2 separate regions of the Homo sapiens genome follow, and region 1 is linked to region 2. Evidence: chromatin contacts called from ENCODE Hi-C or POLR2A ChIA-PET data. All regions are on one chromosome and are shown on one strand. Each heading gives the region's core, a stretch centred on a gene start or an enhancer-like site at or near the end of the contact. The rest is flanking DNA. Distances are from core to core; before and after follow the strand shown. Region 1 overlaps PART1 (prostate androgen-regulated transcript 1). Region 2 has its middle 83 kb from the start of PART1.

Region 1 (6,698 bases), core at 3,321-5,820, 140 kb after region 2:
TTCCTTTCCTGAAAGGAAGGACATTCTACTGTCCTCCTGGAATATGTTTGCTAGTATTCTATTGAAGATGTTTGTATTGATAGTCACAAGAGACATTAGACTTTCTTTTTATTATTTTTGTTGTTCTGTGGCATACTGACACCAGTGTAACCTCCACTTTATAAAAAGTAACTAGAGTCTTTTCTTCTAGAAGAATTTTAAAAGCTTTAGAGTGATTGAGTCATTAAGGTTATGAAGAGCTCACCTGTAAAAATATCTGTGCCTGGTAGTTTGGAAGACGGATAGCCTGACTTTCCTGTTTTTTCTATTGTAATTGGTCTCTTTAGATTTTCGAACTCTTCTGGGGCCAGCCTTAGAACTTTATCGTTTCTAGAAATTACATATTTTATCCAGGTTTTTACATTTATTTGCTTATGGTACATATAAGTCCTATAATCTCCTTTAATTTTCTCTATCTATAATTATTTCTCAATTCTTGTTTTCTTATATCATCTATTTCTGCTTTTTCCCTTTAAAAAAAAGATGGGTGTTGCACCATTATTCACAATAGCTAAAAGGTAGAACCATCCAAGAGCACATAACAAAATCAATTGTATAAACAGAATGTGGTATGTTATGTACAACAGAATATTATTCATACATAAAAAGGAATGAAGTTCTGATACATGCTAAGTGAAATAAGCCAAACAAAAAATGACAAATATTATATTATTCCACTTATATGAAACATCTAGAATAGGCTTCATAGACACAAAATGTAGACTGAAGGTTACCAGGGGCTAGGGGGTAGGGAGAATGGGGAGTTACTGCTTAGAGGACACAGAGTTGCTGGGGTGATGAAAAAGTTCAGAAATCAGTACTGGTGATGATTGTACAACATTTGCATATAATTAATGCCATTGATTTGTATATTTTTAAATAGCTAAAATAGCAAATTTAGGTTTATATTTTTAACCACAATTAAAAAGTTATCATTTCAAAAAAAGAGCATAGCACACATTTTTACTTAAAAATTTTTCAAACACAACTCATAGACTTTATTTTGGCATTTTTTAAATTTTCCAAATTAATTAATTTCTGTTTTTATCTTTACTAATTTCTATTCTGCCTTGTCTTTATTTTACTTAATACATTCTGATATTGGATGCTTAATTCATTTAATTCTTATTTGTTACAAGTATTTAAAGTTATGAACTTTCCTCTAAGTACTGCTGTAACAAGATCTCATAGTCTCTAATATACAGTGTTTTAATTCGTGTTGCTTTCCAAATATTCTGCATTTTTAGCGATGACTTTCTCTATGAGACTGAAAAATTATATAGAGAGTGTTCTTTAATTTCCAGGAGGTAAAGTTATTTTTTTTTCTCTCTTTAACATTTGAAGTTTTGCGTTGGCATGACATAATGTCTGTACTATTTCTATGTGATCGACTGCATTGCAGTTTTCTTTGTGGCTTCATATGTAGTTAATTTTTGTAACTGCTCCATTAATACTTGAAAGGAAAGTGTAATCTGTCTTCATAGTATATAGTTTGTTGTAAAGCTATTAAAACTATCCTTGCTTTTTTTCCATATGATTTCTCCATAGTTAAAAGATAAGCGTTAAAGTTTTCTACTGCTAAAGGATTTCTGCCTATTCCTATTTTCTGTAGCTTTGACACCATGTTTTCCATGCCAATTTATTTATCATATTGAACTGCATTGTGAGTTACATCCTTTATTATTATCAAGTTCCCCTTTTGTCTTATTTCATGTTTTTTGTTTTGAATGCAACCATAGTTATGACAGCTGCTCTTTTTTTTTTTGCATTTGCTTTGCATGTCTTTGCCTAATTTTTATCTTTATTATCCTTTCTGAGTTTCGTTGTTTTAGATGCATCTCACATATTACAAATAATTTGATTTCCCTTTTTTGTAAATTTGAGTCAATAGGTGAATTAGACAATTTAAACTTTTTATGGTAATATGTTGAAATGTTGTACTCTCATTTATGTTAGGATTCCTTTCTCTTACTTTTGATATTCCACTACATAGTCTATTTTGTTATCATGCCAACTTAATTTTTCACTCTTATTTTTTATTTTTGCCTGGATTCTAAAATTTTTCATTGGCCTTGAGGGCCAGTATGTTTACTTGGATACCTCTCAATGTTGATCATTCTGTATCAATTTTTTCTGAGCTACAGTATGCCCTTTCCATTTGTAGATTCAAGTCTTATTTTATTTCTAAAGAGTTTTACTGAGTAATATCTCCAGACTTCTTCTTAAAAGATACAAATAATGCATATGTTGCAATTCTTTTGTTTTCTGTATCTTTCATGTTCTCTCTAGTTCACTCTAACTTTGTTCATTTCTGGTTATTTTGCTTATATCTTTTGTTTATGTGTCTTAATGTTGCCCTCCTATTCCTCACTGTGATGTCAGCAGTGTTTCTTCTTAGTGTTTATTACAGTATGCTTGCATTTCCATGGTAGCTTTATTTTTCTCTTCTGCTTCCTTCCTGACCTTCAGAAGTTCTTGTTTCATTTCCTCCTGTGGTGGTGCTAGTATTTCCCCTGATCTCTCAATTGCTCTGCTTCCAGCCTCTTCATTGTTTCATTAAATTCATTGTTCATAGACATTTATTTTGTCATAATTTTCTACTTAATGGCAACTTGTTATTGGTGAGGATTCTTTATGTTCCCCTGTCCTCTTCCTCCTTTTGTCTTGTAAGTTATTTGTATAGATCCTGTGCTAGTTGCCTTTTTGTTACTCATCTTTAAATGAAGTGTGTTCTTCCTGATGTTGGAAGTGATCCAGGGTCTTGTTGAGAAGGGGATGAGCAGTTCCAGGCTAGCAAGAATTCTCCCTGGTTCAGGGACAAACTCATGATGACAAGACTATATGTGCGGGTTGTTTGAATTTTTACCTCTCTCCAGCCAACAGGCATTGGCAGCTACAGAGCAGGAGGCAATTCAGCCTCTCTCCTCCACCCTGCCTCACTAGGACACAGACTGATTGCAGCATTTCTGCACATTTTCTGCAGTTCTGCTTGCTCCACTTTCCTGTGAGGTCAAATGCGGTAAAGGGATGCTCCAACCCTACCCTCCATGTACCTGCCTTTCCTGTGATTCCGAAGAAGGGGTGGTTGGTTTTGCCCTCAAAGTGCCATCTACTTAAGAAAACAGTTTCCTGCCAGCTTTATCTGAGACCTGTGTTCCCAAGCACTCCCTCCAGGAGCCTTTGTGCACCCATATTTGATCTTCACTGCATTGAGAGCCTCTCCAAATATTATCTTTTGGGAGTTAGTCTTCAAGGTTTATCAAATATGAAATTCATATTTCTGTCCCTGTTTTCTGGCAAATTCTAAGGAGAAGGGTAGAAGACATATCTTTTGTCTGACCTTTTAAATGGAAATCCCAATATTTACAAGAGGTAAAAGGAATTTTGAAGTAAACATAAAGAGCAGCCTTAAAGTTGGGAAATGTCCTATCAGGGGAACATATATCCTGCCAATTAGTCATGGAAGAAGGTAGAACAATTACTTGACCTTTGCTTCAGTGGTTAGGGACCAGAAGAGCACCATGCAGACTATGTTCTTGCTGTGTATAACTGTTCCCTCCCTGTGAAACTTATTTCCCCCAACCCCTGCTTTCCGTTATGTTTGTCCTTTAGAATCTTTGGTACCAGCAGCATCAGCATCACATGGCAGCTTATTAGAGATGCAGAATTTTAGGCTCCTCCCCAAGCCCCAGAAGCAGCACAGGAATCTGCATTTAACAAGATCCCCAGATATTCATATGCACATAAAATTTGGGAAGCACCACTGTGGATCTCAGTTCAAGCACCAATTTGCTTCACTGATCAATCACATCAGGTTCCTGTTACGCATACTCATAAAATGATCCTTCAGAGCTCTCGCTCTGTAGCTGTGCATTTATTATGATAATTTTTTTCCTATTCCTGTGTATCTCTCTCACTAAACTAGTGTCAGGCTCTATGGCTTATCCCACAACCAATCAATAAATATTTGCCAAATGACTAAATGGATGTGCAAAATTCATATTTGTATCTGAGTATTTTTAAAGCCAGTTGGCACTGCCCATTCTCCTGCTAGTGGTCTCCCTGCCTCAGACTCATCCATGACTGCATCAGCCTTGGACTCCTCAGCCCAGCTCTCAGACTGGCCCTTCCAGAAGTGAGTGAGTAAATGAAGGAAAAAATGACATTGCTGAAAAATCCAAGAAATTTCATCATTCAGACCGCAGTTCCTCAACATCTCACATATCTGTAAATGCCACAGAGAGATTGTTTCCTGAGTGCTATTTTGGAAAATATAATCACGATTTTTGTGTGGGAAGAAAAGACACTCCCCACAGACATCAGAGCAGACACATCCCCCCAGCCCTAGTCCACAGAGGGTATATTGCAGGAAAGTCTTACTGAAAGAAAGAGGGGCTACAACAGGGCTGGATGGGTGCTGAAGATGCTGAACTCAGGCAATGGAATTGCTTTTGTCAGTTGCCCTCACCAGGTGTGGCTGTATGACTGAAATTGCCAGTCTCCCCTGCTGGTGGTAGGGACTGTTTTGATTAACCAAGTAGAAGGTGACGGTTTAAAACTAGTTTCCCAATTTGGGTAATTAAACCTCTGCTAAATATAGTAGGTTTAAAATGAATGTTCACAACATTGAAACAGAACATGCTAATTCTAAAAATACAGACTCCCTTGCTGTGAAAGACCTCTCAGGGGAGAACCGACATTGAAGCAAAACAATGATTTCATCCCTCCCGCCCACCATCCCCCAGCCTGTGAACCAATTTGTTTGAAGAGATGAGGCTCACCACACTACAGCAAAGGAACCAGAGCTGTTACCAGACACTAAGGAAACTAATCACAGAAAGTCAAAGGAAGAAAGGTTACAAGGCTGAAATTTCTTTTTGTGGGATCCTGTCCTGCACCAAAACAGGCCAACCAGCACTTCTTATGTCTACTCCATACAAGGTATATAAAACTCAAGTTAGTGGGGAAAGGAATTTTCATTAAGTCACTTAGAAATGAGAGACATGCAAATGAGAGAAACTGACTTTCTTTGAAGAAAGTGTAAACTTTCTAGGAAGCCTCTTTCCTGAATAATTAAATCACAGAGAACCTTGACTCTCTGTGGACTCAAAAGCAATTACACCCAGTTCTTAAACAGAGCTGTTCCCTCATCATAAAATCCCCTGTGCATTTCCCTCTGTATAACAACAAATGGTCCACAAACCTCCTTCAAAGAGTTGTCCTCACTTGGTGACTCCACTTCTCTCCCTGTTCTCTTTTATCTCATTCCAACCACAGAAAAAGCTTGTATTGAGGTCACATGCCTTCATGTTGCTCAATCCAGTGGTCAGTCCTTTCATATCAGCAGCATGTGACAAGACTAATGACTCCCTGCCTGAAAAATCTTCCCTTTTCATTCATTTGGCGTTTAGCCTACCATCCCCTCTTCTTTGTACTCTGACCTCAGTAGGGACGACTTTGCTGGAAAAGAAATTTAGAATTTGATTATGTGTGACCTAATCTCCAGTACCCATGTATTCTATTTTTGAAAGACTTGAATTTTCAATTATATTTGTAACAAAACCGTGTATGTGGAAATGATGGAATAACAGCCTCTTTTTTTCCAAGATGATATGTGCATCTTCAGACCTTTATACAGATGAGCTCTTTACCTCCATCTTCTAAAACTATTAATTAATCCAGAGAAGTGTGTTGCTATAAAATATTCTGTGAAGCATTTTCACTTATTTTTCTTTTCTTTCAAAGAAAACAATATGGCCCAGTTCCTGGCTTTTGAAGAACTAGAGAAAATCATCATCATTGGTGCCTCCAAGGCTCTTTGGTTGGTTCTGCAATCATAGGAACCCTTACCTGGTCTCCTGAGACATTCTCCTCTCTCCACACCATAGTACAACACCACCCACACACCTGATGGCAGAGCTTTTAGGTGAGCTTCTCCATCTTCTGGCTTAGAGTTACCCAGGAATAAAGAATAGCTCCTGTAGCTCTGAATCCTTCAAATCCCCCGATTGGCCCTTAACTGACTTCCTTAGTGAATCTGCAGACTTTTGGATGGGAGACAAATATGCACAAACTATACCTACAATTCAATGTAGGACAAAGGCTACCTGGTACAATATTAATATGTGCCTGCATTGGAGATTTTGGAATCTTAGGACTTAAAGAAGGGTCTAATTCGATTACCTCAGTTCCAGATGAGAAAATGAAGGCCCAGAAAAGCAAGTGATTTGCCTAAGATCTCACAGTGACCAGTGAAGGACCAGAGCTGGACTAGGCTCTCCCGTCAGCAGTTAGGGCTCTTCCCAGTGTCCTTCCTCTTCCACATGCTACTTGCCCTTCACTTTATAGAGTCCTATCTTCTGCAGGGAAATGCATTGATACAGTCCCCTGTGCTTTGATCTTGGTGTTACAGTTACATCTCTAGAGGATTCTTATATAGCATAGTATGTTTCACAGTTGGTCATCATTGGAACTCTCTGTTTTTCTGTGCTCTTGCCTGGACTTCTTTCAAAAGGAATCCATTCATTAACAAATCTTTCAGAAAAAAAAATGTCTGCAGCATTATCAGAAGTTAATCATTTAAATCTAAAGGAGAGAGTAAAAGGTTAGGTATAGTGGATTAAAGAGTTCTTTTTTCGAATGGGCACGGTGGCTCACGC
Region 2 (6,833 bases), core at 870-3,369:
TGGCTAATTCTTCATCTTAATAGGCACTTCCCAGGAAACTCCAACCCTGCTGAGACCCCTCCAGTTTGCCCAGTCCTGATTAATGTGCTACTTATTACAGAACATTGAAATGGTTCCCAGAACATGTTTGCAGCATCTGCGTCAATCAACAGATATGTCTAGCCCAATAAACTGAAACACTCTGTCTTCTTCCCTGCTGCATCTTAATAAGAAACCCAGAGAGTTTCAGGCTTCTTGTTAACCTTTTAAAGCACTATGAAATGAATCTCAATAAAATCTAAATGTGAATACCCAAAAATGGGAAAGAAAACACAGATTATAACTCCAATCAACCAAGAGTAAAGAGAAAAAGATCCAACATAAAACTTAAATTGGAACCCTGACAGCTGGAAAATACGACTGATGACTTCAAACGCTCTCTCTCAGAGTAGATGGGGCCACTGGTGGTGATTGTTTCTTTGTTCCAGCAATGCCTGAAATAGCAATAATGTGAGAACAATAATTCCACCCTAAATGCCCATGGGTAGAGAACATTGAACTATAACAGCAAGTGATATCTGCAGAACATCCTGGAGGTTGTGCGACATACATGGGAAGACATGCGAATTTTGGCATCCAAAAATCTTCTCAAATCTCACCTCTACTTCTTTCCTCTCTGAGTTGCAGTTCCCCATTTGTGTTGTGAAGGCAGTAATGTCTACTACATGGAACAGCTGTGAGTTTACATGAGACAATGTGTGTGAAATGCCCACTATGGTGCCTGGCATGTGGGAGGTGTTCAGTAATTGGCTCTACCCTTGTTCCGTGGGACACCTACAGCCACGAAGAGCTGCTTCATTCCTGCTTTCTATGGGCTAGGCCAGTTGCTCCAGGCCAGTAGCTTCTGGCAGTCCGTGGTTGCACCACCGAGTGGACAGTCACGCTTCAGAATGTCCTGGAGCAGTTTTCCACAATACACACAAGCCTTGCTGCATAAGGGCACCCAGTTTTGAAGATCACGTTTGGAGCAGTCAACTGGCTTCATTCCAGGTGATCTTATGTTGATGCTTAATATCCAGGAAGACTCCTAAGGGATGTTTATAAACCAGGTTGGTATCTAACAAAGCTGTGAAACAGTCCTAAAACTGTCATTGTTGATCCCCTGTTCCTTCATGGTATGTCCCTTATGCTCTTATTATCAGGCACCCTGTAACCACATTGGACAGAAGCTCCCTGTCCTTGCAGGGCTATAATCCCCACATTGCCACCTTCCAAAGCCATCCAACCCAGGCATTGCCCCATGCCTCAACATGAAAACTCACTTGCCTGGTAACCCACTTATAAAACCAGAAACCAAACCATTTACAGAAGATCTAGTCTAATCCTCCATTTAATTAATAGGAAATCTGAGGTCAAGGCCCAGGAAAGGCCAGATGCTAGCACAGCCAGGTCTGGAGGCCAGAATATCCAGCTCCCAGATCAGAGGTGTTTCCACTCCACAGTGCTGTCTTAGGAGGCTCGGCAGGTGGACCAAAACCATGGCACACAATAGCTTAGTGTGTTCCTTCTCTAAAGTAATATTTGCTTTTAACAGGGACATATAACTGAATAGAATGAAGAATACTTAAATTTCAAAATAGCAGCCAGAGCCAGTGGGATGATGTTTGAGGTTGAATAAGAGACTTTTGGCCTCCCCAAATCATTGTACTTAGGCAACCACCTACACTCTCAGGAAATGTTCTGCAGATGAAGAATGTTTTGTAGATGTGACTTCCACCCTTCCATCCACCTATCTATTCAACAAATACTTGCTGAGTGTCCAATATATACAAGGTACAATTCAGTAGGGACAGAAAAGATGACCTCTTCCCCTGTATTCATGTTCTGTGTGCCAGGTCTTGCACCAAGCACTTCCTTTGCCTTGTCTGACTTAATCATCACAACAATCACATGAAGCAGGTATCATGTCCCCCATTTTACAGACAGGGAAACTAGAGCTAATAGAAGTTAAGTAAATGCCCAAAGTCTTGAAGTTTAGTAAGTAACACAGCTGAAATTTAAGCCCAGTCTGCTGTACTCCACAACCTCTGCTTTCCCTCCTTCCTGATGCTGTCTCTCCAGCAGGTAGGTGCACAGCTGACCTTTGTCAAGAAAGTATTGTGAAACCCACATTAGAAAATGCACGTGAAGCAGGCAGCACAATGCTTGGCATATAGTAAATGCCTTCTCTTTTTAAGGTTGGACAGGACAAACTGTTTCATAAAACTTTTGTTTAGTTTGGAACTCAATGACTCTTTGGTTTGCAATATTGCAACAAATGCCAATATTTTATATAAATGACAAGCATTTTAGTGTAAACTGGCCACTTTGTTAAAACTGAGCGATTCTCCTCAGAAAGGAAGATCTAGGAAAAAGGAAGTTCTAGAAAAAAGATCTAGAGAGATTTTCTGATCCTACAGCCTAACCAAGTTATTTTGTGTACCCAGCACCCCGAGTCAGCCAATTCTTTTTTTTTTTTTTTTTTTGTCTCTCTCTCTATTCATTTATCTGGAGACAGAGCCACATTCATTCCTCATTTAACTAGTACACAATTAGTGGGTGGTATTTAATGAAACTATGTTGACTGCTTGGATAAAAAAAATCATCAGAATGGAATGTTGAGCAACTATTATTTTGGTTGGAACAATGGGCTTTGTTAACCTGAATGTAATTGAAACTGGAAGTCTTCCCCAGGGATTGCATTACCTCTGCTCAAGTGACTACAAAAACTCTCTGATGTCAGGTCGCTGAATACAACTTCAGTGGCCTAAAGCTTCTAGAGCAGCACTCTCTACAAGAGTAGAATTTCTGTGATGATGAAAATGTTCTTTCTGTGTCTCCTCTGCCAAGTAGCTACTAGCCACATGTGGCTATTGAGCCCTGGAAATGAGATTGTGTGGCCCAGGAACAGGATATTTTATTTTCTTTTATTTTCATTAATGTGGAAAGCCACATGTACCCTGTGGTCAGCATAGTAGATAACATAGTTACAGAAGAATTGACAACAGGAAAGTTGTTTTATAGAGGAGGGAATAAGGGCTCCGTAACATGACATCATAATTTCTAGACAAACGCTTAACTTCCCTGAAGCAGATTCCGCCAAGAGGGATTGGGCCATGTTGGAAAGAGACCAGTTTGCCTGTAATATTCTTCCTTTCTCTAATCCTGGGCTCCCTTCAGGTAGAACCCAGATCACCATCAGGAACCAGAGAATGAGAAAAAGTAGAGAGATTGTGGAACCTCTAAGCCATCTTCTCACAGAGGAGGAAACTAGAGTTCAAAGATGCAGCCACCTGCCCTACCTCATATAATGAAAGAACAATAGAGCCTTCTGACATACAGACTACCCGCTTTCAACTAAATTTGGCTGACATCTGTCAGTTCTCTTCTCTAATTAACTGTGGGCAAATAAGTTTTCAGGTGTTGCAAGGGCCAGGAAAACAGTGAAAATGTCTAAAGAATGCCAAGAGTAAGGTGAAAGGGATCAGTATCCTATCAGGAGTGGGCATCCCATCAAAACTGGGCAGCTGCCCCTTGCAGCCAATTGCAGCCAGGCAATAATGTGTCATCTGACTGTCCAGTTTTCCCAAGAGGAGCAAGGAATGAGTTTGCAACCTGTAGCTTAACCTATTTCACCTCACTCTCATAACTCTCCTCCATTCTCAACTACCAAGAATACTTGCATTATAATAGAAGATCTGGCATTTTGGAAGTTTGTTCAAAACTCAGGGGACTGAATCTGTAACTGGCGCAATTTTTGGCTCTATGAAGGACAATGAGGTCACTGGCCCTGTCGAGGACTCTTCAAACCATTCCACATAGGTGGGCACCGCTATGCTATATCCAGCCCAAAGCTAGTCAGGAGTTTCACTCCCCCAACTAAGAAAATTTAACAAAAGACAGCAAATAGGTCATTGTGCAGAAACATTCAAATGCTTATGGTATTGCTTATTAATTATAACATAGTGGCCTACATCTATTTGAAAAGGAATATTTGCTGGGTATAAAGCAGATACTTCTACTGAGTATAAGCCAGATACTTTACCAAGGTTATTATAATATGTTAATCTCTAAAACACCATTTCTAGATAGTGATTATTATTCCCAATGTATAGATCATAGATTATTGAAGTTAAGTATCTTGCTCAAGAACACAAAGGAAAAACATAGAACGTGGACTCAAAAACAAGTTGGGCTTCAAAACCCAAGCACTTTCCACCATATCCTGCCCCTTCTTCCTGCCCCAATTACACCCACAGGGGTTCCTTATTCTATCCAACAGATGGGCTCTGGGTGGCTCTCTGTGCAATAGATCATCTTGCACTTTTTTTTTTCTTTCCTAAATCATAGTTTCAGACTTAACTAATTACAACATTTCCATTCTCATCATTGGAAAAAAAATAATAAAGATATTTCCTGCTAAATCAAAACAACAATAAGACAAAATTTCATATCTGCAGTGACATAGAATGGATAAGCATCTCCTATCCAAATTTACCCCATTCCTGATGCCTGTCAGCAGTGGATGAGAAGTATGTGCCCTACATATCTTCTTTTTAAAACTTGCCATGTCTAAATATTTAAAGTACAGGATTCTGAAATGCACAATTAATTTTTAAAACTAAAAGGAGGAACCAGAGACAATACATCTGCTATCCCAAACTCTTTCAACTGTTTTCTCTATCTAAAGTAAAAAACAACTCTCAGTGCACGATTTATAACCGCCATAACTCTCTTCTGTTTGAGATGCCACATCTACAATGATTAATGGGAAGAGTCCAGGGTTTCTAATACTGTCTACTCTGATGGCAAATTGATATATAGTCCTCAGCAAATTCCATTTGAGTCTATGATTTTCCTGTAAATGTGCCCCAGAGTTGCTGCCACATTCCTAAATTCCAGCTAAAATTTATGATCACACTTCCACCTTTGATTATTGTGTAGGAGTTTAATGTAAAACTCCCAAAATAGTAATATTACAATTGTGTTTCTTTATTTTATTCCAGGCTGCCTGGTACTCTCAGTTTTACATTAGCAAGCTTTTTGATGAAAATTTGCCTCATTTTCTATCAGCTGCATTAATAAAAATAAGTATTGCTGAGAAAATAGGACCACGTGGCACAATTAGCTAATACACATTCCTTCTATTTCTTGTAAATTATGTTGAAAAAAAAATGGCAGTAAAAATGAGTGTGGGGAGTTCCATGTGCTTCCCAATGGCTGGTTGAAAAAGTACTATAAATTCAACACAACTAGCCTTCCTTGCTGTAAGCACCAAGAGCAGTGTGTTCACCGAAATGTGACTGAAATTGGAAATAAGGTAGGGATGAGGAATGAAAAAGGCCAGGAGATGAGATGTGACGGAAAAAGCGGAGGCCAAGCAAGATGAGCTGGAGGTGGAAAGGAGAGAGTGTATGTTTGGAGAAGTTCTGATGAGGAGCTGCTTGGTGACAAGAGGGTCGTTGAGTACCTGAGAGTACCTTTACCTATTTTATTATGACCACCAAAGATTTCAAATGATTTTCTGCAGCTCTTAGCTCCCGAGCACACTGGAGCTGAGGAAGGAGACGTTTCTCTCAGAAGATCATCAAAACACTCTAGCTGCAAAAAAAGCAGGGCACATGTGCAGTAAATGTAACCTGGATCCGCGCAGTCACAAGCCTATCTCCCTTTCCAGAATACAAGACCCCTCTCTTCCCCTCTGCTTGCTTCTTTCATCCTTACATTTGTATTACATTTTTTCTTTTTCCTTTTTTTTTTTTTTTTTTTTTTTTTTTGAGACGGAGTCTCACTCTGTCACCCAGGCTGGAGTGCAGTGGCACGATCTCGGCTCACTGCAACCTTCGCCTCCCAGGTTCAAGCGATTCTCCTGCCTCGGCCTCTGAGTAGCTGGGACTGCAGGCGCACGGCACCACACCCAGCTAATTTTTGTATTTTTAGTAGAGATGGGGTTTCACCACATTGGCCAGGCTGGTCATAAACTCCTGACCTCAGGTGATCCATCCACCTCAGCCTCCCAAAGTGCTGAGATTACAGGCGTGAGCCACCACGCTTGGCCCCTTATATTACTTTTAATGGCAAAAACCGCAATTACTTTTGCACCAACCTAATATTAGTTTAAAACATGGCTGCAAAATTCTTAGACCCTCCTCCCATTTAGAAGGGCGGTCTATGTCATCTCCCTTGAACTCGGTGGGTTTTGTGACTATTGCAACCAAGAGAAGACAGTGGAAGTGAGGCCGTGTGATTTCCAAGGTTGGACATGAAAAGCAGTGTAGCTTCCGTCTTCTTTACTGGAACTCGTATGCTTGGAGTCCTGAGCTCCACACCCAGTGTCTGACAACATGCAACCACCAGGCTGTAAGGACACTAAGCCACACGGAGCCATCCTGATCACCAGACATGTGAGGGAAGGTGTCTTTATGTGACCCCATCCTGGCATCCGGTCTCCCCTGCCCTTCAAGTCTGCACAGCTGGAGCAGAGACAACCTATTCCCGCTGTGCCTTCACTGACTTCTTGACCTGTAGCTTCCTGCGTGAGCATAAAAAAAATGGTTGTTCTCAGCTGCTAAGTTCTAAGATAATTTGTTACACAGCAGCAGTCTCTGGAACTATTTCTTGTTTCATTCCCACCTCTGATCTTTCTCTGTGGAGGCTCCAATCCTGAAATAAGTAGTTTCCACTTGGGTGTGGCCCTAAAACTCTCTGTTCAAATGAAAATTTCCACATAAGCCATTGCCAACTGAGGCTCTGAGGCTCCTCAGCACACAACTTGACAATTACTCTTCTTCTAGAAAGTACATATGTGACCTTCC

Evidence for each region. A loop is a pair of places that touch in the nucleus more often than their neighbours do. ChIA-PET counts read pairs that join two places held with the same protein, here RNA polymerase II (POLR2A). Pooled maps may share reads with other maps.
Region 1: a loop to region 2 is called in a pooled map, with 3 times the contacts of the local background. The contact joins two enhancer-like sites. A Hi-C loop is called at or near these places in 1 of 168 maps with a recorded cell type or tissue (chondrocyte) and 5 of 50 pooled maps. POLR2A ChIA-PET finds 5 or more read pairs at or near these places in 1 of 52 experiments (PC-9).

Annotation. Positions count from the first base shown.
Region 1 is chr5:60,536,866-60,543,563 of GRCh38, forward strand. All of the region lies in intron 3 of PART1 (prostate androgen-regulated transcript 1), which reads left to right. Among named protein-coding and RNA genes, the nearest start is that of PART1, 53 kb to the left of the region's middle. Within about 2 kb of position 4,571, at least 7 of the 41 ENCODE cell types and tissues checked have a DNase peak (open chromatin) inside an H3K27ac peak, as active enhancers do.
Region 2 is chr5:60,401,677-60,408,509 of GRCh38, forward strand. It overlaps a transcript of PDE4D not described here. Among named protein-coding and RNA genes, the nearest start is that of PART1, 83 kb to the right of the region's middle. Within about 2 kb of position 2,120, at least 2 of the 41 ENCODE cell types and tissues checked have a DNase peak (open chromatin) inside an H3K27ac peak, as active enhancers do.